Regions from separate parts of the Homo sapiens genome. Here region 1 is linked to region 2. A link is a contact called in ENCODE Hi-C or POLR2A ChIA-PET data. All regions are on one chromosome and are shown on one strand. Each heading gives the region's core, a stretch centred on a gene start or an enhancer-like site at or near the end of the contact. The rest is flanking DNA. Distances are from core to core; before and after follow the strand shown.

The links. A loop is a pair of places that touch in the nucleus more often than their neighbours do. ChIA-PET counts read pairs that join two places held with the same protein, here RNA polymerase II (POLR2A). Pooled maps may share reads with other maps.
Region 1: a pooled map shows a loop between it and region 2 (2.1-fold over the local background). The contact joins two enhancer-like sites. A Hi-C loop is called at or near these places in 3 of 50 pooled maps. POLR2A ChIA-PET finds 5 or more read pairs at or near these places in 5 of 52 experiments (A673, BJ, CD8-positive, alpha-beta memory T cell and 2 more).

Annotation. Positions count from the first base shown.
Region 1 is chr6:25,489,222-25,491,921 of GRCh38, forward strand. It overlaps CARMIL1 (capping protein regulator and myosin 1 linker 1), which reads left to right. Exons shown (of 37, transcript NM_017640.6): 14 at 2,511-2,588. Among named protein-coding and RNA genes, the nearest start is that of SCGN, 160 kb to the right of the region's middle. Within about 2 kb of position 1,368, at least 5 of the 41 ENCODE cell types and tissues checked have a DNase peak (open chromatin) inside an H3K27ac peak, as active enhancers do.
Region 2 is chr6:25,300,122-25,302,821 of GRCh38, forward strand. All of the region lies in intron 2 of CARMIL1 (capping protein regulator and myosin 1 linker 1), which reads left to right. Among named protein-coding and RNA genes, the nearest start is that of CARMIL1, 22 kb to the left of the region's middle. Within about 2 kb of position 1,275, at least 4 of the 41 ENCODE cell types and tissues checked have a DNase peak (open chromatin) inside an H3K27ac peak, as active enhancers do.

The DNA.
Region 1 (2,700 bases), core at 118-2,617, 190 kb after region 2:
TGGTAAGGAAGATTGGGCACATTAACTGAACTTTCTCATTATTATTATTGTTACTGGGAAGACTGATGGTTATAGGTTACAATTGAAAGGGAGTATTGGGATAAACCTGAGCACTCGTCTATTCCGTGAATAAAATAGGGAGAAGAGTGGTCAACATATAACCTGGGGCCATTTCTTCGGAGTTTGAATATGAAGGCAAAAACTACTCTCTCAATTATAATAAAATTTTTAATGTAACTGAATCAATAATGTAATATTTGGCAGATCTTTGACACAGTGGATTAGGTATTATCTCATTTCCATATGTGGCAAATGATCCCCTCTAGTCACCAAGATAGAATTGTTTCTTTAACAACATGGCCTACACCCAGCGGCCATCTTTGAATGGCCTTAATTTGCATTCCACTGCTTTGCCACAGGGCTGAAAAACACTGTGAAATTTATTCTTATTTCTCTTGTTTTGGTTTACCTGTAAGGCAGGAAGTACAAATGAAGGCCTTTTTGTATTTTTTTTTCCTTTTCCTCTCCCTTGAACTTAAAATTATTTAAATAATACTTGATTCCTGGTGTGCCACGATTTTTCAATCCATTTTCCAGTTTCAGTTGTTACCTTCACTGACAGTTCATAAATCTGCTCCCCCCCAAAATAAAACAAGGCCAATGTGACACCACCAAAATAATACTGTGGCAAAGTAGAAGAATAGAGGGAAGGATAAAAGGAAAGGCTAAAGATTAATAAGATTCAGCTAAAATAGGAACATTAATAGTCACCTAAAACAACAAAATAGCTCAAGATTTCTTTTTCTGGCCAGGGTGGGTCCTGTTGTAGCTTGCTTCTGGGGAGTGGAACGATGAGACCTGAGTGAGAGTGGGCTGGAGGGGAGAGTGGGCGGGGAAGGCAAAAGTTCCAGGAGCCTGGCGGCAGGTGCAGGAGTTTACCTGACCCTGTGCCCTCAGGGAAAGCAGCCTAGCAGGGCCTGGCCTCTTTGGAGAAGTGTGGCCAAATAGTCTTGTCACCATTTCATGGTGATAAGAGCTCCCCCAGCTGGTAGCTGGGAGCAAAGCCACAGTAAACTTAAAAGTCTCTTGAGACAATTTTTGCCAGGCAAACAGAGAGAGAGAGGCAGAGGATCTTCATGTGAGAGCAAAATGACTTTTCTGAATCAGAACTTTTCATAACAACATCCATTCTATGGCTGGGTGTAGTGGCTCACACTTAGAATTCCAGCACTTTTGGAGGCTAAGGCAGGTGGATCTCTGGGGTCCAGGGGTTTGTGACCAGCCTGGACAATATGTTGAAACCCTGTCTCTACAAAAAATACAAAAATTAGCTGGGCGTGGTGTCACATGCCTGTAGTCCCAGCCACTCAGGAGGTTGAAGCGGGAGGATGGCTTGATGCCGGGAAGTGGAGGTGGCGGTGAGCCGAGATCATACCACTGCACTCCAGCTTGGGCGATAGAGCCAGACCCTGTCTTAAAATAAATAAATAAATAAATAAATAAATAAATAAATAAATAAATAAATAAATAAAAAAAAATAAATGTCATTCTGTGTGTATGGTTATTTTAAAGTGTTAAGTGTTTACAGGCTATTTTTTTGCTCTTCTGAATTCCTTGATAGGATTCTTCTGAAGCACCATATAGCCAAACTGCTACACATAGTAAATGTTTGCAAGGACGTACTCAGTATAAGCTTGTTTGTTTTTGCAAGTATCCAGTGGCATCCAGTGAAGCAGAGGAGAATTTAAGCTATTTGCCTGGTGGCAGGGAGCTTGGACTCAGCTTGTTATGGGTGGGCTCTGGCAGTTGCTACACATACAGGGTAATTCCAGAACAACATTGCTGTTGATGTTCAGTATCTCAGTTGAACTGATCTGTTGATCAGTCTCATTATTTTGATGGCCTTGAATGAGAGGACTGGGGAAGTTTAAGCATTGTGACCCCCTGAAACCAGAAGTGTCTTAGCTATTAGTGAAATTTTTAAAAAAGCACTCATATTGCTGCCAAGCCATTCTTGTTAGCTTTGAGAAGTAACTAAGGGTAGAAAAATCATTATGTCGGACAGAAGAGAGGATAGCCTGAGACCATCCTGTGGTTCAGATTCAGATTCGTAGTTCTGCAAACACTTTCAAAAGTGATTAGCATTTTGATAGAGTGATTGCAGTTCAGGTGGTATTTTAATCTCAGGGGTTAAAATGAATTAGCACGGTTCCAAAATTGTATAATAAAAATTAAGCTATCCAGGAAAACTAAGTCATGCATAACAAAATGGGGGTTTGGTTTTCAATATTCCATTTGGCCTTTTTTTAACTCAAACATAATTTTAACTATTCTTGGGATTTTCACTGTCAGGGAACCTAAAGGAATGACAGAAAATTCTGATAATCCCCTTGGGAAGAGCAGAGAATGATCTGAGAAATTCTGGCAACTTCCTTTTAAAACATTAACTTGCATTGTGTGTATGTGTGTGTTTCTAGAATCCTAACATTTATCTTTTATTTTTTTTCAAGCACATGTATAATTTTTTGGCCCAGCCAAATGCCATTGTTCATCTGGATTTATCCAATACAGAATGTTCCCTGGACATGGTAAATTTAAAATATATATATATCTTGCTCTGAGGGGTCTCAGAAGAGCTATTTAGATGGGATGTAGGGGACCTCTAATAAAAGATTCTCCTGGACCTAGAAATACTTGAAA
Region 2 (2,700 bases), core at 25-2,524:
AGAGTTATGTCTAAGTCTCGAAATTTACAGTTTTATGATATAGCCATTGTTGATTTATCTAAAAGTCTATATGCATTTAAAATGCTTATTTTTGAAATATTTAGATAACCAAATCTGTATGTAACAAAAATAACAAATCCCACCACATAGCAATTTGTCTTGTTTTAAGATACCTAAAAGATCAGACCAGTGGTTCTCAATATTTGGTCCTGAGAAACAGCAACATTAACATCACCTGATAACTTATCAAAAATGCAAAAGCAGGCCAAGCGTGGTGGCTCATGCCTGTAATCCCAGCAGTTTGGAAGGCCAAGGAGGGAGGATCACTTGAGGCCAGGAGTTCGAGACCAGCCTGGCCAACATGGCAAACTCCTGTCTCTGCTAAAATATGGAGGCACACACTTGTAATCCCAGCTATTTGGGAGGCTAAGGCATGAGAGTCACTTGAACTCGGGAGGTAGAGGTTGCAGTGGGCTGAGATCGTGCTACTGCACTCCAGCCTGGGTGACAGAGTGAAACTTTTCCTCAAAACCAAACAAAACAAAAAAGCAAAATCAAAGCATAGGAGACCTATCTAGACCTACTAAATCAGAAACTCTGGCAGTGGAGCCCTGCGATCTGTTTTAACAAGCCCTTCAGGTCATTTTGATGCACACTGAAGTTTGAGAAACACTTGGTTAGTTACTTAGGTAACTAGGTAACTAAGTATATTACTAAGTTACTTAGATAATTAAGTTAGCTCCAGTTAGAGACCCATAGAATAAACCTTATTGAGAAATAAGTATAACCTGCTATATACAGAACTTTGAAATCTGCTTAGGAAAATGACTTTTACCAGACAGATCATGCTAAGTGTGTGCTGGTCATATTGGCTTCCCTGCAAGAGCCTGCCATGTCCACAGCTTTCTTTACAGGATTTCCTTTTGTTAGTATCCCCAAGCTTGGTGCATGCAACTTCACAGTTTGGTGGCCATAGCTGCTTGAACTAGGTATGCTTATGCCTGACTCCCAAGGTACGCATCGATAGGCTAACCAGCAGCATGTATTGGGAAGAGATTGATCCTCTTGGGAGTTTGAGACAGAGACAAAGAAATGGGAAGACAGCAAAAGGCATGAGGAATAAAAGCCCTTAGTTAAGCAGAAACCATGAGGAGATGAAGAGGCTCTTAATGAGCCAGTGGTAACAAGAACAATAGGAGGTGGAATTGGGTGACAGAGCACAGGATGGCTGCTTTGGAAAGGGTGACTTTTAGAATCGAAGTTGAGTCAATGTACTTAAACTAATATGTGCACAGTATGTTTTAGTTTTCTAGAAGGCCCAACTGGGCAGCTGCTCATAGGGGTTCCTGTTTTGTACTTCCCTATTTTGCTTGCTTCTCTAGGGAGCCTCATGTTAAATCATCATTAACTGAGGCAATTTCATAATATGTCTATTCCTTGTTGCCTGGATGAACCCATTGAATATATAACTATATTAGAAGACCAAGTGGTTTCAGATGGGTTGCAGGTGGGTTTCATGGCATGCTGCTTCGTTGAAGCAGTGACTCTCAGCCTGGCTGTGCCTCAGAAACACCTGGGTAGCCTCTGCCTCTTTATTTAAAAACTTTCTGTATGTGAGATTCTCACGGGCAGTTGAAGTCTGTATTACAGGAGAGAATGGGAGATAGAAGCTGTTACTTTCAGCTTGTTGATGGGTTGACTTTCCCAAAATAAAGCTGCATAGGGCGTACTTCAGAAAACTTCAGGCCTTACTTCATTCATTTCCTTAGATCAGACCAAATAAGCCAGCTCACCATATTTATTCCAGAGATGTGTTGCTTTGCCTCCAATAACATTTTCCTTAACATTTCCTGTTAGAGCCTCTGGGTACTATTTCTTTTGAGGGAGATGCTAAGAGTTTGAAAAGCCTTAAAAAAATCATTAAAAATACATGGAATAGAGTGTTGAAATCAGCATTGTAAATCATTTTCTGAAAATTCAGTAAGTCTAAAGAAGTTTTTCTGTTTTGAATGATCGGCACTGACCCTATCCAGTTGGTCAGTGCCTCCCTTATCCTGCTAGTCACCTCTTCCTCCTGTCTTTCCTATTAGAACCAAGGAAAGTATACAAGTACCTCCATGCAGCAAATCCACTGGATTCTCTGACACAAATCAATCCAGAGGGGAATGAGTGAAGATACAGAATACTTTACATTGTTGCTCAGATGGTTGGCTGAGTTCCATTAGGGTAATATATTCTGGGAATGTGGTCCAGTGCTTGGTTTCAAGGCCAGCTTAAAAGATTTGGGGCCTGACCAAGAGCATAATCAGGATTCTCTTATTCTCCAACCTAGTATCCTTGAGGAGATTGTAAACTACTCGAGAGTCCAGGACTGTTTACCTATTGTACTTTTATGTTAAGTACCTCTACCCCTAAAAGCAATCTCTTTGTGATATACACAGAATATTTGCCCAGTAAGTCACTCAGCCTTGAGTACAAATTTTAAGCCCGAGCTGCTTTCCTCAGGGGCCCAGCCAGTCTCTTTACTCAGCAGCCTTATCTGACATAGCCCATCTTTAATTTAGCTTTGTTCACGATGCAGGGATCAATAACAGCGATGCTGGGAGGGAGGGAGAATGGCCAACTGCAAACAGCCGCCCATCTCAGCACTTGAACTGAACTCTACTTTGGTCAGGATGATTAGTGCAGTCTGGAGAGCCA